Linked DNA regions of Mus musculus: regions 2, 3 and 4 are each linked to region 1. Evidence: chromatin loops called from intact Hi-C (ENCODE). Cell type or tissue: gastrocnemius. All regions are shown on one strand.

Evidence for each region. A loop is a pair of places that touch in the nucleus more often than their neighbours do. Peaks named below come from ENCODE experiments on the same cell type or tissue, not always from the same donor. Only the 100,000 strongest peaks of a DNase experiment are listed, where the experiment ranks them.
Region 2: a loop joins it to region 1, with 2.8 times the contacts of the local background. A loop is called at or near these places in 12 of 42 quality-filtered maps.
Region 3: a loop joins it to region 1, with 4 times the contacts of the local background. A loop is called at or near these places in 20 of 42 quality-filtered maps.
Region 4: a loop joins it to region 1, with 6 times the contacts of the local background. A loop is called at or near these places in 8 of 42 quality-filtered maps.

Annotation. Positions count from the first base shown.
Region 1 is chr5:76,993,630-77,001,629 of GRCm38, forward strand. Srp72 (signal recognition particle 72) reads left to right here. Exons shown (of 19, transcript NM_025691.1): 13 at 513-608; 14 at 999-1,102; 15 at 1,207-1,284; 16 at 2,149-2,286; 17 at 3,023-3,060; 18 at 3,794-3,953; 19 at 4,563-6,306. The coding sequence ends at 4,740. Among named protein-coding and RNA genes, the nearest start is that of Arl9, 6.4 kb to the right of the region's middle. In gastrocnemius, a CTCF peak has its summit at 4,963 (motif pointing right); a DNase peak (open chromatin) is centred at 7,791; H3K27ac peaks cover 473 bases.
Region 2 is chr5:77,166,249-77,174,248 of GRCm38, forward strand. No RefSeq gene overlaps it. Among named protein-coding and RNA genes, the nearest start is that of Gm34598, 11 kb to the left of the region's middle. In gastrocnemius, a CTCF peak has its summit at 4,582; a DNase peak (open chromatin) is centred at 4,519; H3K4me3 peaks cover 653 bases; H3K27ac peaks cover 557 bases.
Region 3 is chr5:77,214,413-77,222,412 of GRCm38, forward strand. It overlaps a transcript of Spink2 not described here. Among named protein-coding and RNA genes, the nearest start is that of Spink2, 6.9 kb to the left of the region's middle. In gastrocnemius, a CTCF peak has its summit at 3,033 (motif pointing left); a DNase peak (open chromatin) is centred at 3,032.
Region 4 is chr5:77,058,230-77,066,229 of GRCm38, forward strand. Thegl (theg spermatid protein like) reads left to right here. Exons shown (of 9, transcript NM_027970.1): 7 at 1,125-1,256; 8 at 2,487-2,662; 9 at 2,969-3,293. The coding sequence ends at 3,083. Among named protein-coding and RNA genes, the nearest start is that of Gm51293, 22 kb to the right of the region's middle. In gastrocnemius, a CTCF peak has its summit at 3,345; a DNase peak (open chromatin) is centred at 3,345; H3K4me3 peaks cover 387 bases.

The DNA of each region.
Region 1 (8,000 bases):
GTTTGGAGTAGTTTGCATAAATGTATCAAATGCTCATTCCTCATGGTCTGCTCTTATCAAACTGACACAGCTTTAGAAGAAGGTCTGTATTATAGATAAATGCATTCTTATTTGGAAAAGTACTTCTAGGAATTTAGTTCTCTAAAAGGAATAAAGTTTATGGGGAATTAAGGACTGGCAGAGATCCCATTCATCTGTATTCATTATTATTTTTAATTTTTAAAATTTATGTTTTGAGGGTGCTGGAGAGATGGAAGAGCATTGACTGCTCTTCCAGAGGCCCTGAGTTCAGTTCTCAGCAACCACATGGTGGCTCACAACCATCTGTAATGGGATCCGATGCCCTCTCCTGGTGTGACTGAAGACAGCAGCTACAGTATACTCTAAATAAAATAATTTTTTTAAAAAAAAAGTGTGGTTTAAAAAAAAAAAAAAAGAAAAAAAAGCTATGTTTTGAGAGTGAAGGAAGAATCTTGTTCGTTGACTTTGTTCGCATGACCTTTGTTGCATAGGTATCTGCATTGGTGACCATGTACAGCCACGAGGAAGATATTGATAGTGCCATCGAAGTCTTCACACAGGCTATCCAGTGGTACCAAAGCCACCAGGTAAAGGAGTGGAGCAAAGTGTTACAAGGGCATATTTTCCATCAGTAATAAAGGGTTCTACTGAACCAAAAACTTCAGAGAACTAAAATAGTGAGTCACTATTTAAAAATTGGAAGGCTACCTAGACTCTGAAATTAATTTCTATAAAAGTATGCCAGGTTCAAATACAATTGTTATACATAAGGTAGAGCTGCAAGATGAAACAAAAGAGCTCATTTGTATTTTTAGAAGCTCTTTCCATAAACTGATGACTTGGTCTTTCATACACGAAGATGGAGAATTTAGTAAGCAGGCCCATTCTAAAGGGCTTATAGTAAGTAGGACTTCACTCACAGGCTAGACATTTAGCTTAAAACTTTGCTATTTTATTTTGTTTTGTTGAACCTGTAGCCCAAATCCCCTGCTCATTTGTCCTTGATAAGAGAAGCTGCAAACTTCAAGCTCAAATATGGCCGGAAGAAGGAGGCAGTCAGTGACCTAGAACAGCTGTGGAAGTAAGCTCTGGGAAATGCTGTTGTGGGGGTGATGGGGGATCCCCTTGTTTATGTTAGTGGTGATTTTATAAACTGTTTATTAACTTTTTTATTTCTTCTTTCAGACAGAATTCAAAAGATATTCACACCCTAGCCCAACTTATTTCTGCTTACTCGCTTGTGGATCCAGAGAAAGCAAAGGCGTATCCTCTGTAGTCTAGCTAGAGAGGAAGCCCAGAGCTCTGCTAGTACTTGGATTTCATGCAGACATTTTTCTGTTAGAAATTTCAACTCGCCGGGCGTGGTGGTGCATGCCTTTAATCCCAGCACTCGGGAGGCAGAGGCAGGTGGATTTCTGAGTTCGAGGCCAGTCTGGTCTACAGAGTGAGTTCCAGGACAGCCAAGGCTACACAGAGAAACCCTGTCTCGAAAAACCAAAAAAAAAAAAAGAAAAAGAAAGAAAAAAATTTCAACTCATAGACTTGCTTCCACTTAGTGAAAGCAAAATATTCAATTATGTATCAGTAATGAAGTGGGGGAGGGGTCACATACCTGTCCGTTGCAAACACTGCTGATAAGATTTAACAGGCAGGACATAGTAGCATGTTCCTGCCATCCTAGCACTTGGAAGGCAGGAGCAGGAGAATTAGGTCATCCTTGGCTGTATAGTGAGTTCAGTACTAACGTGGACTTGAAGAAGAAATTAAATATCCTAGTTGATGAATTTGGGTTCAGAGTGCTACACAAATCAGGCCATGTTCCCTGAATTGAGTTGTCTATAGGCTGCTAAGAAACTACTGGTCAAAGCCTCTGACTGAGCCAGGCTGTGCGTGCGCACTGATAGTTAGGAAGTACCTGGAACTGGATCACTGAGGTAAGAGAGAGCTGATTAGTTTCCCCTTCAGAATATATACTGTGTATTTGATGTGACTTGTTATTTTATAGGAGATTTAAGAGTATTTTTGCTGTTGATAAAGGCCATCCAGGAAAGAGTATTTTTCTGTTAGCAAAGATGTGTTGATAGATACAAACGTATGTTGTGTTCCTGAACACCTGTCTTACTCCAGTCTTAGCAAACACCTGCCCTCATCGGATAGCATGTCTCTAAAAGTAGATGTTGAGGCGCTTGAAAATTCTCCTGGTGCTACCTACATTCGGAAGAAGGGTGGAAAAGTTACTGGAGATAACCAACCAAAGGAACAAGGGTAATGTTTTGCTAATTCAAAGTCTGTAAACACACACACACACTTTTGAGTGCTAGGATGAAAAATGAATGTCGCTATACCTAGTTAAAAAAAATAGATTTCAACAGCAGTTGGAGTGGAGGTTTCATGTGAGATTTGCTGGGATCATAGCAGGTGGAATGGTTAGACGAATGCTCAGTCTGGTTGAGAGAGAAAGACACGATGCTTCAGAGGCAGGAGGATCAATTAGAGGCCAGCCTTGGCTACGTGAGACATGTTTTTAAGGGCAAACAAAAACAGGTTAGGTTTGCCTATAATCCCAGCAGTTGGAAAGCAGAGGCAGGGTAACTTTGTGAGTCAAGGCCAGCCTGGTCACACAGTGAGTTCCAGGTCAGCACAGTGAGACCTTGTCTTTACAAAGAAGTGCAAAGTAAGTAAGGAGTGTCCCTTCTGCCATCCCTCCGCCTCCCTTCTAGGGCCATGACCAATGTAACTTGATCTCTGTGTCCTCCTAAAAGATTACCTGTGTATGTTCTGTAGCAAAGAGCTTCTTGATTTTCAAATTCTTGCCAAACAGTTACTCACTAAAACATGGTAGGCTTCTGTTTGTATAAATAACTGCAGTAGAGGATACTTTGGTAACTTAGGTATGATAGCTCTTTTCAAAGAATAGGTCATATTTATATTGTAAAAAGTTTTATATTATACTTAATGTGTATTATCTCAATAATAATAATGATTCCCAGTTTCTTTTTAGACAGGGAGATTTGAAAAAGAAGAAGAAGAAAAAGAAAGGTAAGACTTTGAAGAAAAAAAATGCATGTTAGATTTCTGTGTTGAGATAGCCCAGGCTGGCCTCAAGCTCAAGGCAATCCTCCTGCATCAGCCTCCCAAGTGCTCAAACCACAAGTGTGCATCACCATACCTGACTTTAGATTCTTTTTTCAACAATAAAAATAGTGTATTCCTAATAGAACTCTCTGGACCTAAAGACGCTATTATTCTCTCATGGTATTTTCAAACACTGACTTTTATCTTGACTGGAACTAACATTTTCTTACATTAGTGTTCCCTTAAGAGTTTATCTAAATTCAGAGTGCTGCTGTCTGTCAGGGTTTCCGTTAGTGTGAAAAGACACCATGACCAAGGCAACTGTATAAAGGCAAACATTTAACTGGGGCTACCTTACAGTTTCAGAGGATTAGTTCATTGTCATTATGGTGGGAAATGTGGCATCATGCAGGCAGACCTGGTGCTAAGAGGAGCCAAGAGTTGTCCATCTTGATCTGAAGGCCACAAGGAGAAGACTGTCTTCTACAGGCAGCCAGCAAGAAGCAAGAGGCTCTGGCTCTGGCCAGGCGGCAGCATATTTATAAGACCTCAAAGCTCCACCTCCCCAGTGACACACTTCCCTAACAAGACCACACCTCTAATTCCAGTTGTGTTATTTATTCCAAGCCATGAACACACCATTTAGACAATTTTGAAGCTGTTCTAGATGTATTTCTCATTTATCAATTATTTCTAGGAAAACTGCCTAAGAATTATGACCCAAAAGTTACCCCAGATCCAGAAAGATGGCTACCAATGCGAGAGCGCTCTTATTACCGAGGAAGAAAGAAGGGTAAAAAGAAGGACCAGATTGGAAAAGGAACACAGGGAGCGACTGCAGGAGCCTCCTCTGAACTGTAAGTTGTGGCTGCAAAACAGGAGTCTCCGAATGCAGTTCATCCTGGAGGCTGGTTCAAGTCTTAAGACTTCCCTCATATGCTGTGTGAGAAACACAGACCTCCGCCCTTGATAAGGATGCAGTATGTGAAAGGAAGAAAATATACTGATTTTATAGCAAGCACTTTAACTATGTGATTATAGTGTTAAAAGGTATTGTAGGAAGTGTGGGGATGAGGGAGTGAGGGAGCTCTTGCCCGGGTTTAACCACTACAAACCACCAAACAGCCTAACAAGTAATTACAGTTACTTTAGAAACTAAAGATAATGACTCATTTAAATGCGAATTTAATTTAAATAAATGTGAACTATTTCTACATAGAATTATAAGTCACTTAAAGCTGATTTTCTAAACTTACATTTGGCATGTAGCTTATATTACACTTTCTTTAGGTATAAAATGGTTTAAAATTTCAAGAGAGTCGTGGATAGAGAGATGGTACATTCATCCTTAAAACACGTGGGAAATTATTAGGTATGGAAAGTTAAATCCACGCACATACGTGCTTACACCTTCTCCTGTATTACATTTCTAAATGACTAAAACCTTTCTGGTTTGATGATTTCAGGGATGCCAGTAAAGCCGTGAGCAGCCCACCCACCTCCCCGAGACCCGGCAGTGCGGCAACAATATCGTCCTCTGCAAGTAACATTGTACCCCCAAGACACCAGAAACCTGCAGGCGCCCCAGCAACCAAAAAGAAACAGCAACAGAAGAAGAAGAAAGGAGGGAAAAGTGGCTGGTGATGACAGTGTACTTGTTGCAGGCTGTTCTTAATCCAGTGTCAGTGACATTAGGAACATAATAAAGGTAACACAGCAGGAAGCACAGAGCTCCCTCCTCCATCCCCATAGTCCTGAAATGATTTCTTACACTTCAGATGCGAAGACATCCTCCTCAGACTGCCTCATCGAATTGGCCTGCTTATACCAAATAGCTTTACAGAGAGAGGCCTGAAGATGGCAGCATACGACACATTATCTAAGGTTTCCCGGGATTTAAATAGACAGGGTTTCTCCTGTTTCAACTAGTGTGAAGATACATGTTCCTATCAAGTCTCACCTTAAATTATGTCTTACAAGGCTAAAAGTAGAATCTTCTGAGCATTCCAAGTATGTGTTTAGAGCTATCATGTGATGAAAAGGGATCTTAATAACTGAGTGGCCAGAAACTCACCGTCTAAAATAATCTTAGCCATAAATTGTCCTGTGATACTGGAATTGGGACTCTCTCTCGTGTGTGTGTATTTGTGCACATCTGACTCCTTTGTACCTTTGTTGTTTCCATTTTCAGATTATGTTAACATACTGATTTAGTTCCACTGAAGACCTCAAAAAATGTATCAGTGTTCCAAGTAGTTGACTCTTGCCCCAGTGTTCTGAGGGCAAATGGGTTTGGGCTTCTCAGTCAGAACACTTAATGGCCACTATCAAGAACATAAACTTTGACCTCTTTATCTTAAAGAGGAAACAATATCAGGCGGTATTGAAAGCCACAAGAGCATTTGGCCCCATTAATAATCAGATGGCTCCCCTTTCTGGTTATGGGACATGACCTTCATTACCTTTTTCGAAGTAACGTGGTCTGCATTCATTTTGTGGTGTAAATGTTGCTCTTGTCTTTCATTGCTAGCAGGTCACTTTCACACTCAGCAGTTGTGAGACACACATGGGTGCCTCCCCATGCTTAGTATTCATTTCTGTCACCCGAGAGATCATCATATTTCTCACCTAGATTTCCTGTGACCAGGCTACTCTGTTCTTGTTAATAAAAGCGCTGCTGTGTTTGAGCATTTCTGTTGAAACTTCTCCAGTGGGTTCACAAGGCTTTCCTGCTCTGGGGAGTTAGAATAGGGGCTACTTTTCTGTTCAGCATAGTCAGTGTCTGCAGTGTCTAAGAGGGGTCGACATTGCTCTCCAGAGGACTAAATACTCTGTGACAGGAATAATTGATTCCGTTCCATCTCCTTTGCTTAAGGACTTTTTTTTATGTTGACCAACAGAATCTTCATATTCTAAACTTTGAGAATTTTGGTCTAAGACATCATGGTGAAATACACACGTAGCCCTCTTAGTTGACATTGATACAGTCATTGCTAAGCCACAGAAACCTCACTTCAAATAAGTTATTTATCTAAACTTCATCTGTATTAACATCTAGTAACTATTTGGGGGAGGTCTTTAACTGGCTCAGTGTGTGTGTGTGTGTACACACGTGCGCATGCACATTAATAAACAATGTGGAAAACATCCATTCACTGTGTTACATTTTGAAATAAATTTTAAAATAAACTAGCAGTGAATGTGACTAACAATGTTTCGGTATTGGCATTTTATGAAGGACTTCCTTATTAATACATCTAAGATCTTTCTTTTAAGGTGACTATCTAAAATTGCCTCCTGCCGCTCCTAACAGAACTACAAATCTAATGGGATTGGGAGAACTCGGTTTAAAAAAGTCAAAATTCAGAGGCTGGAGAGATGGCTCAGCAGTTAAAAGCATTCACTGCACTTCCAGAGGCCCTGAGTTCAGTTCTCAGCGCTTACACGGCAGTTCACCTGTCTGTCACTCCAGTTCCAGGGAATCTGACGCCCTCTTTGGCCCCTCTGGCAACACATGTGTGATGCACATATAAAACACATAAACATGAAACAATAAATCAGGAAAAAATCCACACAACATTGTACATTTGTAAAGTATTGAGCCTAATATTTTCAAGCCCACTCAAGATAACTAACCTTAAAACCCGTCCCATCTACCGCTCAAGCCTCCTGGGACTCGCCGTCGCTCCTTTGCTAACATATTTGGAATATCTAACAAAAGAAACTCAATTTCATGTAGGAACTGTATTTTTCCCTGTGGTGGAGGGAGAAAGGGGTCTCAACATGCTAGCCTGGCATTAAACTCCCTGTAGCTTCTTCAGTCTGAGCCTAAGCTCTGTTTTCTCAGCTCCCCAGTGCTAAGATCCAGGCCGGAGGCAACCATGTCCTAATGTAATCTCTCTTTACTGAGCAGGACCTCAGGGTCTTTATCGATGACTTACTCCCCCATTCCTAAAAACTAACCTTGGGAAATTATGCAACCTCCTGGGTCAGTTCCTCAGCGAGCTCAAGATGCCACCTCACTTAAGTTACTACATACTGGTCAAGGAGGGTGACTAAACTTGGGCTCAATTTGCTTTCTGTTTTTGTTTGCTTTGTTCTGGAGTTGTTTTGTTTTGGTATCTTTCCTGACTAGCTGTCAGGACCTGCAATCTTTGTCCTTAGCTGACAATTGTGAATAGCAGCCCTTTTTGTGGCTCCCAGTGGAATTCATGTGGAATTGGGACAGGGGTGGTGTAAGTTGCGTTCTGGGGTGGTGGTTGAAACTGGGGAAAGATGGGGAGTCTTCCAGGGATTCTGGTGCCCTAGGCATTCTTAACTTAGAGGCACGACTGGTTGAGTAAATTGGGAGTTGACGTCTCCAGATAGCTCAAACTCTTTAGGAGTTTCTTCAACACTGCCAAATAATGCCTTTGTGCCTTCTGGGGCAAGGGGTGCCTAAGGACCTCTTGCCATGACAGTCCTTGTCTGTTTCTCCCAGTTCTCTGATGAAGGTCACCAGGTTCCCCAAGATTGGGCTAGATCCAACCCCCTTAGCATCCTTGCCCTTCCCTCTTCCACTGGACAGTCCTGGTGATCTCAAGTTGAACGAAATCAGCTGCCAGCCCCAGGCAGGTGCGCCTACGCAAAATGTCAGAAATGCCAGATAGTCAGCTGTGCTCACTGGCAGGACTGCGGTGACCATGGGTGTGGCCTACGCCTTGTGGTCCTACGTCTCCACCTTGAGCCCCACACCAGGGCCACACCTGCCAGGATCGGGGGCGGCTCCGGCGCGCGGGCGCGCAGGGGACAGAAAGGGAAAGGCGGTGGCGGGGATGGAGAGGGGGAAGACTAAGAAAGAGAGTCAAAGGTTTTCTTCGAGCACTAGGGAAACAGCAGTAAAGGTAGAGAAGGAAAAAAAGAAG
Region 2 (8,000 bases), 170 kb after region 1:
AAGTAACAGGATGAAAGTGACACTTGGAAAAAAAAAAAAAAGGTGTTTTTATATTGCTTGAATTTTACTTCCTACTTGGGGGTTAAACAAAGTCCTCCTCTGAATAAAGAATGTCTGTGGCGTGCGACAGTGAGGTGGCTTGGGGGGTGAAGGTGCTAACTCTGAGTTCAGTCCCCAGGACCCACATGGTCTGAGGGCAGAACCGACTCCTGAGAGTTGCTTCTGACAGCCACCTATGCACTGTGGTACAGGAGTGACAGCCAAATTCATATGTCTGCATGTGTGTGTGCGTACGCATGTGTGCACGCACACACGCACATACATTCATACACACATTCACATACACTCATACTTACACTCACACTTACATACACTCACACACATACACTCACACACACATACACTCACACACACACTCACACAATACACTCACACACATATACACTCACACACACAATAAATAAATACCTAATACAATAATGTAAAAAAAAAAAAAAACAGAATTAAAGGAGATGAACAATATCTGTGGTTGAGAGGCCTCTAAGCAGAGGAGGCTCGGGTTGGAGGCTGAAGTTGTATGAAAAGTTTTAAACTGACTTCGTATTCAAAAGTTCTGGCGCTTTCATCCCAGCACTTGGTAAGCAGAGGCAGAGAGGTCTCTGCGAGTTCAAGGCCAGTCTGGTTTACATGTCGAGCTCCAGACAAGCCAAAGCTACATATCGAGACCTTGTCTCAAAAACAAAAAGGCAGTAAGTGTGCTTCCGAAGGACCCTGACCACAGTGTTTATAAACCAAGGCCTCGGCAGGGTGGACAGGAGGCTAAGCAAAGTGGAGAAGGAAGGAAACATTTGTGATTCGAAGGTGACCAGGATTTTAAAAAAGATTTTTATTTCAAATAATTTATGAAAATTTTAATTATGTATAGTTATGTCTGCCTATGGGAATGTGTGAGTGCAGATGCTCTCAGAGGTCAGAAAAGGGTGTCTGGTGCACGGGAGCTGAGGTTACAGGTAGCTGTGAGCCACAGGGCGGGGTGCTCAGAACCAGAGGCTGTGATCTCTATCGGTCTTCTCAGCTGCTGTCTCTGAACTTCATTACCAACCTCTTACCCTTTCAAACTAGGGTGACATCCTGGCCCTGGGATGTTTCAGGATCCCCCATCGGCTCCCCTCAACCCCACCCACACATCTTTGGAAACAGCCTTTCAAGAAAACTTCCTCTTTGCCCTATGAACACATGACATCTCTTGCCTGGGCTCTGGCACTGCCCTTGTGCCTGTCGCAGAGCAGAGGGACTGACCGTTGTTTTTCTACTGTGCAGCTAGAGCCACGGAGCCTGCTCTTCCTGGGTGTTGACCCTGTGCACCTGCGAGGGCATGCAGAAAGTTGAATTAGATCATTCCTATCTGCAACGTCTCCACCTCTTAGGATTTTAAATATTTATTCGAGAAAGAGAAACTTGACCTCATCCGTAAGCCTCTCCGATCACTTGCTGCCAAGAGGAGAAAGCCGGTAGTCAGCCCAATAAACACAGATCTGGCGATCGCACTCATGTTTCAAATCACTGAAAAGAGCCGCGTGCGGGCGGAGGCCATGCAGATGAGCGGTGCTGGACCTCTGCCGCTGAGGCCATGCCTAGTGAAACTGCAAGTCCACAAAGCGTTGCCAACGGCGCACAGGCACCATCCTCACCCACCTGCGCCTTCGTCTCTCCTCCTAGAATGGTTCCTGTGAAATCCTCACGATTTCCCTGCTAGTTAAGGAAGTTTTCTGCACTGGTTGTGATTATGAGACTCAGGCCAACACGGGAAAAGAACAGAATCGACTGCTTTGTGTGAAGACAGGAGTACAATCGATGCTGGGCTTCAGAGGCTGCCTCATCAGCTGACCACGATCTGAGAGGGAGTGAGTGAAAGAAGAACCTACAGCAAGAAGACATGGGGTCTGTGGCACTGGGTGCCTACGACGTCCTCTATTTATATACAGCGGTCATCGTTTGGTGTAATATGGATCTTACACATCCTACAAACTAAATGCATGGCACAAAATCTTCTCCGTCCAGAAACTCAGTTAACTCCATTTTTCCACCCCATCGCCAAATCATGTAAGCTAGTCTTCAGTTTGGTCGCCTTGTCCCTGGAAACTCCCTTCTCAGCACAGGTATTTTTATAGTGTTTTAAAAAATGATTTATAACACACACACACATATATACATATATGTAATATATGTGTGTGTGTGTGTGTATATATATACTGTAGCTGCTTTCCAGACACACCAGAAGAGGGCATCAGATCCCATTACAGATGGTTAGGAGCCACCATGTGGTTGCTGGGATTTGAACTCAGAACCTCTGGAAGAGCAGCCAGTGCTCTTAACCGCTGAGCCATCCCTCCAGCCCTATAGTGTTCTCTCTCTTTTTTTTAAATTATATATAATTGCAACATTTCTTCCTTCTCGTTCTTCCCTTCACATGCTCCCATATGCTCTTCCCAGCTCTCCTCCAATTCCTGGGATCCTTTTTTCACTAATTGTTATCACACGCATATATGTATGTTTGCATGTGTTGTGTGTGTGCATGTATGTGCTCTTCCCTGTGAGAGACCACCTCTCCTGATCCCAGCTTTCCCACTTGCCTATAGGGGCAAGGCCTTGTGGGCTTTTCCCCATCCAGTGAGGCGTGTCCTTTGGTGTCCTTCTTCAGCTCCCATTCGCCCAGTCCTGTGGTGAGACTTTCTGGGAGTAGCTTCTGAGATTACTAGAAGACAAGTCTCACAGCAAACTTCCTGATCCCCTGGCCGTTACAGTTAGTCGTTTCAGTCTCTGCTCTGAAAGCTTCCCTGAGCCTTAGTTGGAGGGCTGTATTGTAGATATATCCATTGGGACTGGGCCCCACAGCTCTGTGTTTTGATTAATTATGGTTTTCTGTAATGGTCTCTGGAAATGTCTCAACAGAGTTGCCTTGTTGAGAGGCGAGGACTACACTTATCTGTGATGTAAGGACAAGTGTTTATAGATTGTCGTTACTTGATGATGCTCATTTAGTAAATTAGTGGTTGTAGATTCTCCTCCAGTAACTATGACTTCACTGGCACTGAGTGTTAGCCTGGTTTCCAGTACCAGAAATGGTTTCCTTCTTGTTGACTGAGTCTTAAGTCCAATTAGAGAGCCGTTCGTTGGTGATCACCAAGGTGTGTCTGTCACTACTGCACCCTTAGTTATTGTGAGTGGCCATCACCTTAAAGCCACCCAGAACAACTCATGTGCCTCTTGGAAGTGACACAAAGTGCCACCCTGCAGGTTACTATTGTCATCCCTGGTGCTGCATCACCTCAACCAGCCATGGCCTCTCTCCTTATCTTCAGGGAAGATGAGCTAAAGCCACACTAGCATGTTTGACCAAGCTTTTCGAGAGACTGATTCCTAACATGAGGTGTTTAACCACACAAACCTTGAAAACCCAGACCTAGGGTTCCCAGCTTTAAAACTGTAGCCTGGTTTCCTCCTTGTTAGCTGGGAGAGTCTACACTTGGCCGTAGCCAAGAGGCTGAGCAATTACCTGAGAGAGTTTTTGAAACTAAAACCCTGATGCCTTCTTGAGGTTTGGGCCTCGAGCTGGAAGAACGTGACTTTTGCCGACTTCTATTGGACAGTGTATGTCATGAAGATATCCGTGAAGGTAGCTTAAACATCAGCCTGCAGTTATCAGAGAGACCACCAGACTTTGCATCGTGCCTGACTTCAAGCCTTTGGATCTATTGTCTCTTCAAAGGGTTCAGTCCTAGATAGGGGGAGCTGCCTTCTCACGCAGCCGAGTGCCCCATTTTTGATGCTTCATCTTACTTTCTAGCCTTTACCTTACCCCAAAATGAGGAAAACCAGGATGGCTACCCTACCCAGCAGGGCTCACTTTTCCCCAACCAGGCAAACAGTTTCCCAAGAGGTCCTGCTGTTCTGGATCTTATAGCATCCACTTCTTTTTTTTTTTTTAATATTTTTTATTACATATTTTCCTCAATTACATTTCCAATGCTACCCCAAAAGTCCCCCATACCCTCCCGCCCACTTCCCTACCCACCCATTCCCATTTTTTTGGCCCTGGCGTTCCCCTGTACTGGGGCATATACAGTTTGTGTGTCCAATGGGCCTCTCTTTCCAGTGATGGCCGACTAGGCCATCTTTTGATACATATGCAGCTAGAGTCAAGAGCTCCGGGGTACTGGTTAGTTCATAATGTTGTTCCACCTATAGGGTTGCAGATCCCTTTAGCTCCTTGGGTACTTTCTCTAGCTCCTCCATTGGGGGCCCTGTGATCCCTCCAATAGCTGACTGTGAGCATCCACTTCTGTGTTTGCTAGGCCCCGGCATAGTCTCACAAGAGACAGCTACATCTGGGTCCTTTCAACAAAATCTTGCTAGTGTATGCAATGGTGTCAGCGTTTGGAAGCTGATTATGGGGTGGATCCCTAGCATCCACTTCTAGCACCACGCCAGGCATAGCAAAGCCTTAGCAGGTTAATTCAAGAGGACCATTCTCCAGCTTTTCTCAAGGTCTGTGACTGACCTCTTATGGACAACTGTTTGCATAGCAACACATGTTCATAGCTACCCAAACTAGGAAGGATTAAGTCATAACAAACATGTTTAGTTCTTAGACCACAAATTTCAAATCCATTCTCTCATAGGAAATCTGGGCTGCCTTCATGACGCACACTGTCCAATAGAATTCTGCAAAAGTTACGTTCTTCTCGGCCCAAGCCTAAAGAAGGAGGCTAGTTTTCAGTTTCTAAAATCCCTTAGCTAACTGCTTGGCCTCTTGGCTAAGATCAAGCGTAGACTCTCCTAGCTGACAAGGAAGAAGTCAGGCTACAGTATTAAAGAGACCACACAGAGAAGAGGTCACACAGAGAGAGGCCCCTGCTCAGCAGACAAGCCCCAGAGGTGAGCAATGCATTTATGGAGAGGGAACAGGTGGGGAGACGGAGCCTTGCTCTGTAGCACAGGCTCGTCTCAAACTCGTGGTACCACTGAGCCAGCCTGGAACTACCTAGTGAGTTCCAGACCAGCCTGTGCTACAATGTGAGACTGTCTCATATATATGTATGTGTATGTGTATATGTGTGTATATGTGTGTATATATAATTTATATATGAGGTATATATGTGTATATGATGTATATATGGTGTATGTGTGTGTATGTGTATATGTGTATATATTTTTACATTATACCATACAATATATTATATATATATATATATATATACAATTTTTAAAACCTTTAAATGAGAAGTTAATCCTGGAATGAAGCAGGAAGAACTTCCTTACTTCCATTTGTAACATTCATCTAGTCCATCACCTAACCCAACAGCTCAAGTGTAATGTGCTAGTTACAGTTAGGACTGGCAGTGTTGTCTTACATGAAATACACAGAAAAAAAAATTGTTCACCAAGAGTAAACTTTCTACCTCTCTCCTCTTGTTTTAAAATTGTAGAATTGCATTTGTTTTCCTTTTCATTGTTCAAATAGGTTAGGAATAGCTAGAATTAAGGTCCAAGGTCAGAGAGCTGGCTTAGAGGTTAAGAACACTTAATTTTCCTGCAGAGGACCCACATTTCAGTTCCTAGCACACACACATCAGCTTGTTATAACTCCAGATCCAAGAGATCCCACTGCAGATGTACTTCTGACCTCTGCAGGCTCCTGCACTCGTGTGGTGCACAGACATACACTCAGCCATGTACATGTACACATAAAATATTTTTAAAATTAAGGTTCAAGTCAAAGTACCGTCATTTTTAAAACTTTTAGCAACCTCAATAGTTCAAAGCCTTTGTGAGGAAAGAGCAGTTGGGGAGATAGGGTCCTACTATGTAGCATAGGCTGCCCTCAAATCTGTGCCACCACTACACCAGGTTGGGCTACATAGTGAGCTCCAGGCCCACCTGATAGATAGACCGACAAACAGGCAGATGTAGATATTGTTATATTGATATATATTGATATAATTCTTAAAGTCTTTACAGGAGAGATTAACCCTGGAATAAATGTAAGGAAAGCCATCTTACTTCCTTCTATTTCTAACTCCAAGGTGTGTGTGTGTGTGTGTGTGTGTGTGTGTGTGTGGTGTGTATAGTGCGAGTGTGTATGGGGGTGTGTGGTGTGTGTGTTGTGTGTGTGTGTGTGTGTGTGTGTGTGTGTGTGTGTGTGGTGGGGGGTGTGTGTGTGTGTGTGTGTGTGTGTGTGTGTGTGTGTGTGTGTGTGTGTGTGTGTGTGTGTGTACCCATGGAATCCCAGAATGTGGAAAGTAGAGGCATGAGAATCAGGAGTTCAAGATCTCCCTCACTTGGCTACATAAAGAGTTTGAGACCAGTCTAAGATACATAAGACCTAGTTCCTCAAAATAAGACAAAACCAAGACAACTGTAGTGTTAAAGAAGAAAGCAAAAGAAAACACACGGATATAGAAATTGAAAGCATTAAGGCTGGCGAGATAGCTCAGCGGGTAAGACCACTGACTGCTCCACATGGTGGCTCATGACCATCTGTAATGAGATCTGACACCCTCTTCTGGTGTGTCTGAAGTTGACTACAGTGTACTTATTTATAATAATAAATCTTTGGGCGGGAGCATGCAGGGTTGACCAGAGTGAACAGGGCCGTCCAGAGCAAGCAGAGGTCCTAAATTCAATTCCCAGCAGCCACATGAAGACTCACAACCATCTGTACAGCTACAATGTAGCCATATGCATGAAAGAAAGAAAGAAAGAAAGAAAGAAAGAAAGAAAGAAAGAAAGAAAGAAAGGAAGGAAGGAAGGAAGGAAGGAAGGAAGGAAGGAAGGAAGGAAGAAAATCTTTGAAAGCATTAAGCTAGCTAAGTGGAGAGGTGTGCATTTTTAATTCCAGCACTTGAAAGACAGCTGCTAGCAGATCACTGTGAGTTTAAAGCCAGCCTGGTCTACATAGTGAGTTCCAGGTCAGCAATGGCTACATAGTAAGACCCTGTCTCTAAAAAAAATTAAGTCAAAATAAAGTAGAAATAAAGATACGGGATAAAATGTTAATGTAGCAAGCTATGATAATGAGGTACAGCTCCAGCAGGAGCCAGTTCTCTTGAGCACTGCCAAAAGGGAACATTTACTGAAAGGGACAGGGGTTACAAGGGTGTGAGGGTGATGCCTAAAACGTGCTCTCAAAACGTAGATGGAGAAGACGGCATTTTATCTCCGTTTATTCAAATAAGCACATCATAGCCAATTCCTAATTACCCAAGAGCAATAGCAAAGACATGACATAAAGTTCACAGCCATGCAGAAAGCAGACTCCTTTGTAAATGAGATGAAAGTAGGAAGGGGGCTATTTGGGAAGAGGAAGGAGACCCTCTGGAGACGGAGAAAGATACAGGACTGAAGGTGTCCTCGTGAAACTTCTTGGCATCATGGCTTCATCACTGCATGCAATGAATATGAGTACATTTCATAATGGAGTTACTTACTGTTCTCACTGCTGCGCTGTGACCAGACATGACAAATATAATGAATAAACATTAGCAATGTAGTTTCTGTTCTCACTGCTACACTGTGACCGGAGACTTAGTAGCAACTTGAAGGAGGAAGAGTTTATTTTGCCTCACAGTTTGAGCATTTACAGTCTGCCAGGTGGACAAGGGATGTCAGCAGAAGTACACAAGACAGTGGGTCACAGTATACCTGCCATCAGGAAGCAAACAGAAGTCTCTACTAGGAGGCCTTTAAGGCTGTAAGGTCTAAGCTCCCTCACCCCCAGTGACCCACTTCCCCCAGCAGAATGCCACCTCCTAAGTATTCTACAACCTTCCCAACTGATTAAACGCATGATCTTGTTAGGGACTGTGATGGCTAATCTTAGTTGTCAACGTGACTATATCTGGAACGACCTAAAACCCAGCAGCTGGTCGGGCCTGTGAAAGATTTTCTTGATTGGATCATTTGAGGCCAGAAAACCCACCTTAGATCTAGACCACACC
Region 3 (8,000 bases), 220 kb after region 1:
GTACCGTTTGGGTAACTCATATGTTACCAAACTCAGCAGCCAGCACAAGATACAGCCTTGGCCATGTATTAAGCACACCTACTGTGTGCTGGCTCACTGGAAACACTGTCCAGAAGATGTCACCCTAACAGTGCTGGTCTCTACTTAACCACCACCAATTCCCCCAGTTCTAGCTAAGCAGCACCAATCGTCCCCGTAAGACAGAGGTTTTGCTTTAGTGCCTCTGGTCCTCTTGTTAATCACAGCCAGTTCTTCATAATCAGCTGACCAGACACCACCCATTCTTCTCACAAAGGGCCCAGTAAAGTCTTTGTTTCCTTCCGAAATCTCACAAGCCAGGTCTCCATCTACACAGCTCTCAACATTCTTATCTTCTACGTTCATACAGGACAGCCACTGAGCTCTCAACACCCAGTGGCTTTCTAGGCCAAAGGTTCAAAGTCCTTCTACGATCCTCCAAAAAACATGGTCAGATCTGTCACACCCATACCCCACTACTCTGGTACCAACCTGTCTTAGGGTTTCTATTGCTGTGATGAAACACCATGACTAAAAACCAAGTTGGGGCGGGGGGAGTGTTTCGTTGGCTCACACTTTCATATCACTGTTCATCTTTGAAGGAAGGCAGGACAGGAACTCACAGGGCAGGAACCTGGAGGCAGGAGCTGATGCAGAGGCCATAGAGGAGAGCTGCTCACTGGCTTGCTCCCCATGGCTTGCTCAGCCGGATTTCTTACAGAGCCTAGGACTGCCAACCCAGGACCACCACCACACACAATGGGCTGGGCCATCCTGCTTCAATCACTCATTAAGAGAATGTCCTACAGCTGGATCTTATGGAGGCATTTTCTCAACTGAGGCTCCTTCCTTTCAGATGACTCTAGCTTGTATCAAGTTGATATAAAACTATCCAGCACACCCTATGTCATATGCCCTCTCAAATTCTCGTGCTTATGCCAAGATCTTGTTCTATAGCCCAGGACTTGGGATCTCTTTCAAATTCTTAGGTTGGAACAGAGTGTGGTGGCTCATGCCTATAATCCCAACACTTGGAAAACTGAGGAAAGAGAATTGAGGCCAGCCTGGAGAGCGTAGTAAATACCAGGCTAGCCTGGTCTACAGAACGATACCTCTTTCTTTCTTTCTTTCTTTCTTTCTTTCTTTCTTTCTTTCTTTCTGTCTGTCTGTCTGTCTGTCTGTCTGTCTTTCTTTCTTTTATTTGCAACTCTTTATAATGAAATATATATTTCCAGAATATTTTATCATGGAATATGGTAAAAACACACCTTTAATCCCATCACTTCAGGAGGGAGAGGCAGGCAAATCTCTGTAAGCTCGAGACCAGCAGGGCCTTATGGTGAGACCCTGCCAAAAAGAAAAAAGAAAGAAAGAAAGAAAGAAAGAAAGAAAGAAAGAAAGAAAGAGAAAAATCAAATCATCAGAAAATAAAGTAAGGCACTGTCTGTCATTCCTGCATCGTGTGGACACTGTGCCCTGCCTGGGATGTCACCATCATGTACAGTCTCTTAAAACTCTATCTTGCAGCTGGGCATGGTGGCACACTCCTTTAATCCCAGCACTCGGGAGGCAGAGGCAGGCGGATTTCTGAGTTTGAGGCCAGCCTGGTCTACAAAGTGAGTTCCAGGACAGCCAGGGCTACACAGAGAAACCAGAGAAACCCTGTCTCGAAAAACCAAAACCAAACCAAACCAAAACAAAAAAGTCTATCTTGCCTCCAAGAAAACAGCCAGAAACACAGACCTGAGAAAGCAGCGGCTGAGTACTCAGCCCTCATCAGGACCAACGACATCTCTCCCTCCTAGACTCTGAGGACATTGCATGGAAGTGGGCAGAGGGAGTGTAGGAGCCCTCAGGAGTGCTTGAGGCTCTTCCAGAGGATCACAGGCAGCACATTCTAGACTTGAAATCCATTAGTAACGGCCTCCCTGTGATCTGGTCCTACTGTCCCTGCTTAATGGCTTTCTAAAGATGTTTTCTTTCTTGTTTTAAGGACAAGAGTATTATTATCATCTTGACCATGTACTTGCTAAAGGCGTCTGCTGTTCTTTACTCGCTCATGTGAAGTTAATGGCTTCAGTTAAGGGAAACTCTGTAGGCCTCCTTCCCTCTTCTTGACCCATCATTGCCAGCTTGCCTTTATAGCCTTAAAGCTGTAGTGCTGTCTATAACTGTGTTACTATCTTTAATTCTGAATTCTTAGTAAATGATATTTTCAGAAAGGCATTTACATAACTTTCAAGGTCAAAATAAATGAATTTAGATTCCATGGGTTAAAAAGTCAGCTGCTTTGTGTATCTAACTTTGTCCTGAAATGACTATTAAAATACACAACAATCCCAGGAGTGGACGCTGCCAGTCATCTGTACCCACTAAATGTGCCACGGTGTCGTGACTTTTACAGGAATAGCCAACCACTTTCTGATTGGATTTGAGTCCAGATACACAAAAAGGAATTCTCTCCTGCAACTGTATACCTAGGCAAAAAGTCATGGGGGTGGGGGGGGTGGGGGAGGAATCCCTCTGCCCTAGCAGGGAGCCCACTGCTACTGTTGTGTTAAATAGACATGTGTTAAATGGACATGCTGTGCTGAACAAATTATCTTCTACGTCTCTGTGCTTATCACTGTTAGATTATTGTTGCTCTCCACTTTCATCGGAGAAGTTTTTGTCCTATTATTATTATTATTATTGTTGTTGTTTTTGTTGTTGTTGTCAAGGAGCAGCAGTAATATAAGATTCATAACTCCTCAAAGTGCTGAGACACATGACTAAAGATCTTAGCCTGAATCAAGACCTCTAAATTGCCTACCCAGCCCCACCGAAGGCTTAGGGAATATCACATAACAGTCGGCAGAAAGATATAAGACCTGGAACTGGAGAGAGATGGCTCAGCACTTAAAAGCACCGGCTGCTTTTCCAGAAGACCTGAGTTCAGTTCCTAAGAACCTCTATGGTGGCTCACAACTTTCTAAACGTTCTATAACTACATTTCCAAGGGATCTGGTGCCCTCTAGTGGCCACTCTGGACATGAAGCACACATAAGCAATATAGGCAAAAATACTTTGGAAAAACACAGGTATACATGAAATGAAAGTTAAAAACAAGGCCGGCGCACACCTTTAATCCCAGCACGCGGAAGGCAGAGGCGGGTGGATTTCTGAGTTCAAGGCCAGCCTGGTCTACAAAGTGAGTTCCAGGACAGCCAGGGCTACACAGAGAAACCCTGTCTCGAACCCCCCGCCCCGCCCCCCCCCAAAAAAAACAGAGTAAAATGTAAATCTTAGGAAAGAAGGAAGGAGGGAGGAAGGGAGGGAGGGAGGGAGGGAGGGAGACAGAGAGAGAGAGACAGACAGACCTGGGAGGGAAGTTGGAGAGGAAGGCTGGAAAATATTACCTTGTGGACTTGGCATGCTCTTTGTGCTAACACACTCACAGTAGCTGTGGTTAGCTCTGCAAGAGTAGGATGCAGTGGAAACCCTGAAAGAGTGAAACCGTGAGTGAATGTGTGTTGCTGCCATGGTTACAGCCATGACAAAGACCAAAGCCATCCCCCATATGGGCCAGGCAATGTCTCATTTCCTCCAGTCCAGCATCAGTGTTTAAGGATGACTGATCAGTATATACAAAGCCTAGTGACTGCAGCTTCCTCCTCCTCCCCGATGTTTGCAGCCTGAGGCTGCTGGCCTTCAGAGACCTCCTGTGGAGACTAACCAATCCTCTCCTGTGCTGAACGTAATGATCAAGTTGAGGTTTGCAGGGTGGTAGTAGAGGGTGCCACTCCTTGAGAATGTACACACCCATCTCTATCCAGCTTTTCTGTATGTGTTTCTGCAATGGTCCTTTCTTCATTCCTTCACTGAACTTGGGGTTCCAGGACCAACCCATCAGAGAGAGAAATGGCAAATGAGATTTCCAAGACTGGGCCTATAACTATTTCATCATGAATGGTCACTGGAGTAAAGTAACACCATCTTGTGTCTGCTTAAATACTTCTCAGCCCCCACCCCACCCTTAACACCCTTAGCAGCACATTTGGGATGATACACATTTGTCCGTGATTCAGAGGTATTAACCAACATAATTAATCTTTGTACAGACTAAACAAACGGAAACTGGTAAAGATATAAATAAAAATTAGCTGCCATGGTGTCTCTTAAATAACTGCTGTGTTCTGTGGAAACAGAGGTTGCAAGGTTGCTTTGCCTCTCCTCTAAGACTGATGCTATTGTGATCTGTGTGACGTTTGTATTTAAAACACACTTTACCTCTCAGCTTCACTACAAGAGTCTTTCTGAGGGGCTAGCCTGCTCTTGCTCACTGGCTGTCTTAGTTAGGGTTTTATTGCTGTGAAGAGACACCATGACCACAGCAACTCTTATGGAAGAAGACGTAGAAGTGGGATTGGCTGACAGTTCACAGTTTAGTCCATCACTGTCATGGTAGGAAGCATGGTGGCACACAGGCAGATGTGGCGAGTCTATATCAGAAGCCATTTTAAGTCTGCAGTTATGTTAAGTTTCGGTTTTCTGGAGACTGACCCAAAGCTCAGTTGTAAACCAATTCCTTGGGAATGGTCTGTACTCATTGTACAAGGAGGGGCTTTCCTAGCTGATCCACTTGTACCTGAAAAGACCCCTACCTTGTCATTTTGCCATATTAAGAAGGTATGAGAAATTGGCTCAAGGCTGGTCTCTTGAACTTCTTCCTATGAGGAGAGAAAGCCTCTTCCAGATCTCTGGTGGGCACAGTAAAGCCTGCTTTGATTTAGCCATACTTTCTGCTAGTGGTCTTTTAACTCAAGTCTTTAGGATTAACATTTGAACGCCTGTAGGCTGAGATTTTTCAAAACCTACATTAAAAAAAAAAGATTTATTTATTATATGTAAATATACTGTAGCTGTCTTGAGACACTTTTTTTCTCCTCTCTCACTCCCTGCTCACTCCCACTGCACTTCACTCTGGCCCCGCTTGCTCTAGCCCAAAGATTGATTGATTGATTGATTGATTGATTGATTGATTGATTATATGTCAGTACACAGTAGCTGTCTTCAGACACCCCAGAAGAGGCCATCAGATCTCATTATGGATGGTCGTGAGTCACCATGTGGTTGCTGGGATTTGAACTCAGGACCTTCAGAAGAACAGTCAGTGATCTTAACCACTGAGCCATCTCTCCAGCCCAAAACCTACTTTTATTAATGGTTCTTAGATGCTTTGATGCCCCTTCTAGCCCACCACCCAGAAGAGGTAGTGGAAAGAAAAGGTTAACAGAGCACAAGAGGATGTGGATCTGGAATATTTCTTTGAAGCAAATTCAGTCTGTGCTGTCAGGATATCGGCAGTTCAATTCACACAAATCAGCAGCAGCAGCTCTGTCCACTCACAAACACCATCTAGGAATCAGCAATGGCAGAACTCACAAACACCATTCACGAATCAGCAATGGCAGAACTCACAAACACCATCCATAAATCAGCAATGGTGGGTCGATCCAGAAGAAATCGCAAGGCTCTGACAATCAGCTGACTCCTCGGAAGTGGCAAGAAGTCACAGGAACACCACCAGTAGTTTTTTGGTGCATTTCTCTCTATGAAGTCACAGCAAACAATAAACAACAAAGAATGGTAAGGCGTATCAATACCTCCCAGCATCATCAGCAAAGGCCAGCAGCAGCAATGCCCAGCAATGACCAGCAAAGAATGGCAAGGTGTACCAATACCATCCAGAATCATCCACTGGCCATTGGACCACATTTATATCCTTTCCAAACATCACGTGTTCTCTCAAGCGTCTGTTCTAGCAACACATCATGTTCCCTCTTTCCAGGCTGACTCCAGAAAAACATTATGTGTCTGTTCTTAGCAAAACATCCTCCCATAAGAGATTCCAGAAAAACATCCCATGGCACAACTGAAGGACTCCAACTCAAATTTAGAAGCTAGACCCTTTGCTCTGAGTCAACCACTCCCCAGAGAGAGCACACTTTGGGGACATTCTAAGGACCAGGGATTCACCTTCAGTTTGGCAGACTGCCACAGCTAACAGCCACATCAAGAGAAACCAGCAAGCACCTGTCTGGGAGTACTCCTTGGGTAAGTTACAGTTATTTCGATGACATCTGGTCCTGATTCTGTCAGCTGGGGTTCTTTCTATGACAGTTGACTTTTATAAGTCACAATTCTTTCTAGACCATCTAGAGACAATGAGGTATCTCACACAACATATGAACTCCTTGTCCAGGGCACTATCAAGAGGACACATTGTTCATATGAATATTGGCACCCTGTGTTGCATGTGGTTTTTGCTCTACCCACCTTTGCTCCAGGAAGTGACTGTGCTACCAGCCCCCACCCGGCTTCCATGAATCCATGGATAAAACACACACGCACACACACACACACACACACACACACACACACATGCGCACACGTACATGCACGCGCTACTGTTTCTTTTCAACTTGCCTTCTTGGCACAATTGCTAGGTGTTATTATCTCCTGCCTAGAAAAGCATGCTCTTACCAGTTTCTTATCTCCATCTCTCCCTCCTGCCCTAAACTTCAGTTGCTAAACTCCCTGGCCACCCAACTGTAGTAGTGACCACAAGGTCCCAGCTCCTCCCGAGACCTCACACGGTTGCCTGGTTCTTCGCTCTCCAAAGCATGGTGAACTCCGTTCTCCTTCCTCACAACTCCCTGCCTGCCTCTAGGGACCTGGAAGTCCTGCCTATACCTTCCGCCCAGCAATTGGCCATGGCTTTTGTTGTTGTTGTTGTTTTTGTTTTTTGTTTTTTGTTTTTCGAGACAGTGTTTCTCTGTATAGCTCTGGCTGTCCTGGAACTCACTTTGTAGACCAGGCTGGCCTCGAACTCAGAAATCCGCCTGCCTCTGCCTCCCGAGTGCTGGGATTAAAGGCATGCACCAGCACGGCCCGGTTCTGTTTATTGTTTCTTGCTGTTTCTGTCCATTGTACAACCTGTGCCCTGTGTTTAGAGGGTAAGTTCTGTGTCTATTCAGTTCATTTTTGCTATCTCCATCCCTTCATCTTTCCCAGTTACAGGCAGACATGGGAGCTGGACCTAGCAAGGAAGGAAAAGAATGTGGGAGCAGGCACAGCTACAACAGTACACATAGTCCTCACTGGTACTTCTTTATGCACCCTCCAGCAATGTCCTCTGTCTATAGTTAGGACTCTTGCTAAAGCTCTGACTACCTCTGCTACTGCCATTTCTCATTGTACTGGTCCCGTCCCCTGTCACTAAATTCACTTTGGGGTATAGATAATATTGAAATATTATTTTATTCTACTCTGCTTTATTGAAAATCTGATTCTGAAGTTGGGCATGGCTCCCCACCCTACCCAACCACCAGGTTCAGGCATGTCTGTTTAAAAGTTTGTTCCAAAAAATTTTTCTGTAGTATGTCAGGATAGCCACTTAATTTTGTGACAGGGGAGGAAAAACCAGAATGGCCAAAGAAATTTGGACTTTTTGTTTCCTCTAACTGCCTAAAACTTTTCCTAAGATAAAAACCTTATTTCAAGAGTCATAAAAACTGTTGTGTGAACTTTCTGTACCTCAAGATTTGTAAGTTTGTTGGATATGATTTAAAAATCTGTAACAAAAGTTGGCTTAAACGTAATCACACAGAGGTGATAATTAAAAATTTATACACAGGCAATCTTAAAGAGATATACATCTAATGGGCTCACCCTGGAGGAAACAACCATATAGGTTAATGTCATCTGGGTATTATATAAGCAATTTTAAACCTCCTTCTTTCATGGCTTATGTCCTCTTTTCAACCAGGAGACCTCAAAAGCTCCCAGCCTCTGAAAGTAAAACAAAACAAAACAAAACAAAACAAAACAAAACAAAACTGCCCAGGCTGGGTAGGTGAGGGGATTACTGCTGGGGAAAGATTCCCTTTGTCACCCAGTCAGTCCTATATATTAAAAAAAAAAATCTATAAAAATTAGAA
Region 4 (8,000 bases), 65 kb after region 1:
TGGCCAAAGAGACCGGTGTCTTTTACACTTCACACGGGCTTTATTCTATTTTCTGTGGTCTTTAGAATGAGCAGCTTTTTCCGAGAGACGCTGCCCTGACTTAAGAATCCAAACAAGCCAGCGTCACTTAACTCTCCTGAAAGGCAGCAATAATAGGCTGTCTTCACTCTCCATCAGAGAGACTCTTGCTAGGTATTAATCCTGTGAGGTTCACAGCTCCCAGATTCAGGTTTGGAGAGTTATTCATTTGTGTTCGTCTGAGCATTATGTCTCTTGGGGGACAGAAATAGGATTCCGGTCCAATTCCTTCGATCCCTAAATGAGAGCTGTTTCAGTCCTTTGCTTTAGTCTATTGAATATGAGGGAAGGGTCATGCCCCCCCCACCCCCCACCCCAAGCCTGCTAAACTCTGACCTGGCTGCCTAGCAGAGACACGTGCTTCTGCTTTCTTCTTGCCTTTTGCTGCTTTTCTTACTTGTTCCAATTAGAAGAGAGCTGCGCAGGCAAATGTCCTTCACCGTGGCGATCCGTGAATCAGAAAGCCCCTTTCCTCAAAGGGTTAAAAAATTAGGACAGAGTCTTCTCGCTTGGGTGCACACATACAATAAATACAGCCACACCTTCTCTTGGCCAACCTCGTGTTTTATTTTTAAACATTTCACCACAACTATTTACCGATGTGCGGGTGCACGCATGCGCACATGCAACCATGCTGCGGTGCAGTTTTGGAGGTGAGAAGACAGCCCTATGGAGACGGTCTCTCCTTCTGTCTTTATGTGGGTCCTGGGGATTGAACACAGGTCATCAGCTTTGTATGACAGGCACTTTACCTCCTGACCCATCCCACCAAGGATCAGCATTACCACGGATTTCTGAGTTAATATGTCACCTCGCTGGCTGGTTCGATGGCTGTTTCTCCCATGCCTGCCATGTAAAAATTAAATCTGTGTATAGCTGGCGTGGAACCCGTACAGTCCAGTTTGAGTAAGATGGAATTTGATCCTGTCCAGAAGGATTCCCACCCTTTCTGTCGAGCTATTGGAGCTCAGTCAAGAGCTCAGACCATATTTTATAAAGCTGAGCTGGACACGCACTTACGTACCATTTTTCTCTTTCTTTCCTAGTTGGAAACCAAGATTTCCTTCTCTACCCTGAGTGCTGTTGCAACTCCAAGGATTGTAGACCTTGCCCACCCAAGGATTAAGATAGAGGGCCTATGCTATGAAAGAGAAAGGAGTGAATTGCCCATCCGTCCCGTAAGCCACCCCCACCTTCCCTCATTGGCTTGTTCTCTGATTGCTCCTAAGATGCTGTTTTGCCTCCACAAGGCCTAGGCCAAAGTCATCAGAAAAGATAATGTTGAACGCGTTCTATGATGGGAAGGGAGGACTACCAACGTGATAAGGAGGAAGGCAGAGGAGTGGAGGGCAAAGAATGTGGGCTTTGAAGTTAGTGAGCTGGGTGTGAGTCTTTGCTCTTGACAGGGAGGCCTGGCTGGTTGCCATGCAACAGCCTTCTCATTTTTATCAATAAAGAAACAATATGGAAGACGTGCCTTTCAAAGTCAGACAAGAGGCGAATAGTCAGGCAACATGTATTCATTTGGCACCTATTGGGTCATAGGGCAAACAGTCGCCTCTGAGCAGTTCATAGTGTAATGGAAAAAGTGGATGATAGACAAATAAATTTGTGCTGTAGATACATATCATGAGGAAGATTGAGTGATCCAAGCACGGTGGAAAAAAAAATGTATTATCTCTGTGCTCAGGATCCTGAGGCAGGAGGACCTCAGGTTTGAGGCAAAGCTCAGTTGTTTAGCATGCAGGCTTGTAAGATGGTCTCTGACAGACAAACAGGAAGGGAGATTAAATAAGTACAATAGAGATGGCCCATTAGAACGCATGATCTGTTTCTGCAGGCCAGGAATCCCTCACTCCGTGAGGGTCTGAGGTCTGAATCTAGAAACAAGGGAAATGTGTCTCAGCCAAGAATGAGGAAAGATGTCTCACACAGAAGTAGCAAATGAAGAGGTCCTGAGGCAGAAAGAGCTAGAACAGAGGCCCTGTGTGGCTGCTACGGGTCACAGTGTCCTGATGGAGAGGGGGAAAAGATGAGGTCAGAGACGTGGGGTTCAGATTTCATGGGGGTTCTGCAGATACGGGAAGGAACCTGCTCCAATGTCAGCAAAACGAGGGCTCCTCGGAGGGGGCTAGCACCTGAGCGTGGTGTGCTCCAACCTAGCTTTAGAAAGTACTTGCCTAGTGGGGGGCTGTGCTGATGGAATGGGGATGGGGGAGGCAAGTTGCTGCCGGGTCTCCTGCAGCCATCTGAGCACGGCTGGACTGCTCCACCTAAGAGCAGAGGCGAGGGGGGTTAGCAGGGAGCACGACTGCAGTGTTGCAGGAGAGAAGTGAGAGGAAGACAGGGCACGCAGGGAATTCTGGAAAGGCATTTGTGTCTTTTTTGTTTTTTGTTTTCTTCTCCAGGTAGCCCCTGCTGCCCTACTTGCTAATCCTAGTAAAAGAACGATATTTCTAGCAAAGTCCAAGCGTGTTCATGAAGACTATCTCCCTATCCGAGATGCTCGGTGGCCTGTATCTTACGCTGCGACTCATTCTCAGGTGTCTGAGAGAGTCCAGGAGTTAGCTAATCCACACACAAGGTATTGCAATATAAGGTTAAAGTGGGACAGGAAGGGTTAGGGGTCTGGAGAAAAGGGGAAAGTTGATTTAAAGTAAAAAAACAAAACCATAACTTTTTTTTTTTTTTGAAAAGAGCAAATCCTTTGGAACATGACAACCTGCAGACCCTAGATCACGCTTATAGCGTTTTCTTACCTGTATAATGGAGGCCTTGAAATCCCAATGGGACAATAATATTAGCATGGGGGCGAGGGTGTGCTTGGGAAATGTCAGTTCCTTTTACTGTTCTCCTCACATAGGGTCGGTTTCTTTTTCTCCTATTCCAGGGGTCCAGCGAACCTTGTATACTACGACCCAAACGTCTTTAAAGTCAAGCCTTCTGCTTTAAAAGCACACTGTTCCGACAGGGTCAAGGAGCTGGCGGAACCCATTGTGCGTTAACTACGGCAAGCCACCCCAGGTAGACACAAGTTAGGTATCTAGACCGTGCGGCAGATAACTTTGTTCCCAGCCTTGGTATTTACATCTTACTGATCACCTCCCAGACATGAGACTTCCAGAAAACACCGCTGTGAGCGTCAGATGGCACCGTGTGTGATCTTGTCTTTACCAAGTTTGGGGACCTTACCCAGCAATAAAAAAGAAAGCAGTGCCTGCCTCATTATCCCTCCTCAGACTGGGATCTCGGTGGCCCCCTTGCGGCACCTCGCTGCACTGCACTGCTCACATTCTCTCTCATGCTTTGCTCTCAGCTACCTCCTGAATTCTGTCTCCAGCCCTTCTCTACAAAGTCCTGACCATCGAGTCCTTCTTAGAGTGGCCTTGTCCGTCTCCCTTGGCCACCTACAAAAATGCGACGCGAAGGATAGGATGAAAGCATTTCATAGTCCTTGTTAGGGAACAGCTTACTTATCGGTCTCTCCTGCCTCGCTCCATGCTCACAGCCACTCACCACGAAGGAGAGGAAAGAGGTATCTACATGGCAACTGGTGATGTGGCATGCATCTACAATCCCAGCTACTCGGGGAGGCAGGGGAGAGAGGATCGCCAGAGCCCAAGAGTTCAAGAGCAGAGGACAACAAACAGTCACATGCTGTCCCAAAAAGATAAATAAGTTTAAAAAGAAAAGACTAGTGATGCGGTACTTGTCTGTGTTCCCAGAATTTGGGAGACAGAAGTAAAGGACCTACTCTATAAAAAGACTCTGTCTTAGAGGGTGTGTGTGTGTGTGTGCTTGTGTGTATATGTGTGTGTATGTGTGTATATGTGCATGTGTGTATATGTATGTATGTGTGTGTGCTTGTATGTGTATGTGTATATATATGTGTGTTTGTGTATGTATATGTGCATGTGTGTGTATGTGTGTGCTTGTGTGTATATGTTCGTGTGTGTATGTATGTGTGTTTGTGGGTGCATGTGTATATGTATGTGTGTGTTTCTGTGTGTATATGTATGTGTGTGCATTGTTTTAATAGCAAGCATAAAAAACTATCAAATTGTATCTGCTTAGAGTTTTTAAATTTAGTTTTCTCCATGTATTACTATTTAACTTTTTTAATTTTTATGGGACCTGCCTAGATTTGCATGAAGATGAATTTACTCAGAATCGTATTTTACAGTAAAGGAGCTCCTGTATATGGAAGGGTGTTGAGAGGCAGTATTAGAACAATAATTTTTCACTCTGTGTTTGCTGTTAGAGGGACCTGGGTTTGTACGCCTCCTGGGCCATTTACTGGGCATTTGAGCTTAAACCAATTTCTCCATTTCCTATGTCTCAGATTCTTTATATATAAAGTAGGTCTTTCCACAGTGCTGTAAAGATTAAATGAAAAATTACATATAATAAAGAGTGAATTTGTATTAAGATGTACTGTGTTTGCTGGGAGGGAGAAATGGTGTCATTAATGCCAATGAGGAAAGTGCAGCCTTGTGTTTCAGTCAAGCAAATGTTTGTTGACTGCTTTTTGAGGCGCTGTACAAGGAGTGGGCGGTACAGCACAGTGAGCCAATCAGATGCCAGCTCTGCTCTTACAGGCTGGTCATCTCCATTACATCCTGTTACAAGTAAGTGTAACACAGCCGTGGTAATAATGCTATTATAATACCATTATAGTAATGCTGTAATGTTGTAAGATTACAGAGCAGAGAGCTCTCATCTCTTAGGAAAGTGGGGGAGGTTTTCTTTAATGAAGAGAGACAGCTGGACTGGAACCCAAACCCTGAGTAGGACCAAGTGACTGCAGAGTAGACAGCAAGGCATCCCATAGAGTGGACATGTGTGTTTCAGAGACACGTGTGTTGAGTTTCTGGTTATTTTTTTGATGATTTTCTTCCCTTTGGAGAGCATCTCCCATCTCCTTTCCAGGAGTTACCTTCAAGTCCCTTAAGCTTTACACAGTGGGGGTGGGGGGATGACACATAGCTTGGGGTTAGGACATGCTCGAGGCCCTGAGCGCAAATCCCATTCCCTATAAAGTGAACAGATAAATAAGGGGGCTGAGCGATGCCCCATGGTTAAGAGCACCGGCTGTGCTGGCCGAGGACCCAGGTTCGGTGCCAGCAGCATTTATAGGGCAGCTCATAACAGCCTGTACTTCCAGTTCGACGACGTCTGAGCCCCTCTTCTGGCCACCTCAGGAACGCATGCACATGGTATGGTTCCGTATGTTACAGGCAAAGCAGCCACACGTTTGAAACAAAAGTTAAATCTTTAAAAGAAAAACACAACAAAGGTTTTTTTTTTTTTTTTTTTTTTTGGTGGGGGGGGCGAATGTGTGGTGACCCATGCCTTTAATTCCAGCACTTGGGAGATAGAAGTAGAAAGATCTCTCTGAGTCTGAGACTAACCTGGTATAAATATCAAGTTCCAGTTTACCAGGGTTATTCAAGAGACTGTTTGAAAAAAAAAAAAAAAAGTGGCTTTTCTTCAAGGTAGCTCAGTGAAAGAATGGATGTGTGACCAAGCCATCTGGGCCTAGTGGCCATTGTCTGAAACTTTGGGTCTTGAGTAGAGGGCTGTAGGGGTAGAAGCTGACATCTCCCTTTCTAGGTGCTCTCATGCGCTCCCACCTCTCACGTTGGAGTGTCTCTTAGCCTCCTGTCCCTCAGCTATTCCTCTGATTCCCCATAGCCTTCTAGTAAATCCTTCATAGCAGACAGGAGAGCACCCCATAGGCTGAAACAGGTCCATGTGGTTCTAAAAGAAAGGTCTGTAAGATGCCGAGGAAGCTGGGGTGGGGTGGGGTGGGGTGGGAGCCAGGTACTTGGAGCACCAGAGGTCGGGTTCACTATTTTAGTCTCCATCCTAAAGGCAATGGAAGGCTACTGAGTTAAGTTAATTAGAACACGAGACAGAGCATATCTTTTGTCCTTTTAAGGCATGCCTGGACTGTAGTCAGAGAGAGCACAAGCTTTCTTGCATTGCTTCTTAATTTCAGCTCAACCAGTTGGTTACAAAAGTAACTCCTGTTGTCCTTGGGTGATACATTCCCAGGATCTGTGGATATTTGAAACTATGGAGAGTACCAAACCATTTATATTTTTCCTATGCATGAGTAAATATGAGATAGTTTAACTTATGATGATGGTGATTATTATTATTATTATTATTATTATTAAACAGGTTGTCCTGGAACTGGCTATGTAGATAAAGCTGACCTCATATTCACAATAGCTATCATTACCTCAGAACATTACAATGCAAACTGCTAGTGTGCCCCCAATATCTTTGTGTCTAGTCAGTCATCCTTCTTGTGATGATGTGAGATGGCCCAATGCCTCCATGACAAGACAAAGTTATAAGAATGGCGGGCATGTGGCATAGCACTAGGCTACAATTAATCTTTTGATACGCCAAAAAGACACAAACTACTTTAGATCATCCTGCCTGTGTAGTGACAATTTTGGTTTCTTTAAGAAACACAGATATATAAGAATATGTCTTCCTTTGAATCCCAGGTGTGGGATACGAGACTGCTTCAGATTGCCCATAGCACCTGACTGTGATTTGTTTCATGTTCTAGCAGGGGCATGATTTACCAGTGATAGATAGTTTCTTCGATTGTATGACCTTGGGAATTCTGGGGACATTTCAGAGGGTGTATGCTAGGGTCCCAAGAGGCAGTGAGGGTTATTGGTTGTTTGTTGGTTGTTGTTAGTCAAGGTTTGTTAAGTAGTTGTGCACAAAGAAGAAAGAGGAGAAAGTTAGTATCTTGATGGTGTAAAACCCCCTTTCGGGGACCCCCACTTTAGTCTCGGGAGTGAGAGAGCACCCAAAGAAATACGAGAATCTATCTTGCTTTAATCACATGAGGCAGTTTAATGTCGGAGCTCCGGACCGACATGCATCCCACACAGGAGATAATGGATGTTGGCCCAGAGATGGCACCACCCACAAGGGGACCTCCCCGCTTGATCACTAATTGAGAAAATGTCTTACAGCTGGATCTTGTAGAGGCATTTCCCCAACTGAAGCTGCTTTCTCTGTGATAACTCCAGCTGTTTCAAATTGACACAAAACCAGCCAGTACAATTGACCCCTTGTCAACTTGACACACAAACACATCACTAGTAAGCCTCAACCCTTGCTTTCTTATTTTTCTCCAAGATCTAAATAATGTTAAAAGTCCAACTGTCTATGCAAATTCTTAAAATTTCAATCCCTTTAAAATATGCAATCTCTTTTAAAATTCAAAGTCTTTTTTTTTTTTAACAATTAAAAGTCTCTTAACTGCGGGCTCCACTAAAACACTTTCTTCAGGAGGGAAAAATATCAGGGCACAGTCACAATTAAAAGCAAAATCAAACTCCAACTGTCCAATGTCTGGGATCCACTCACAATCGTCTAGGTGTCTCCAAAGGCTTGGGTCACTTCTCCAGGTCTTCCTTTTGTAGCATACACCTTGTCTTCTAGGTTCCAACTGCCTATACTCCATTGCTGCTAATGTTCTTGGTAGTTACCTCATTGTACTGGCATCTCCAAAACACTGCTGTCTTCCACTGCAACTAGGCTTCACCAATAGCCTCTCATAGGCTCTCTTCATGGTGCCAAGCCTCAACTCCTTTGCATGACCCCTTCAGTCCTTAGCTATCAATTACAACTGAGGCTGCACCTTCACTAATGGCCTTCTGCAGCCTCAGCTGCTCTTCATGACCCCTTCACGCCTTCAAAACCAGTACCACCTGGGTGTCTCTTACACATCACCAAGTCCAGCCACAGCAGGAGGTACAGACATTGCTATCTCTGGAACACAGTGTCTGTGCTCTCAGAAAACACTTCCCAGAAGATTTCATCTCAATGATGCTGGTCTCTTCTTAATCACTGCTAATTTCTTAGCTCCAGCTAACCAGCATCAATAG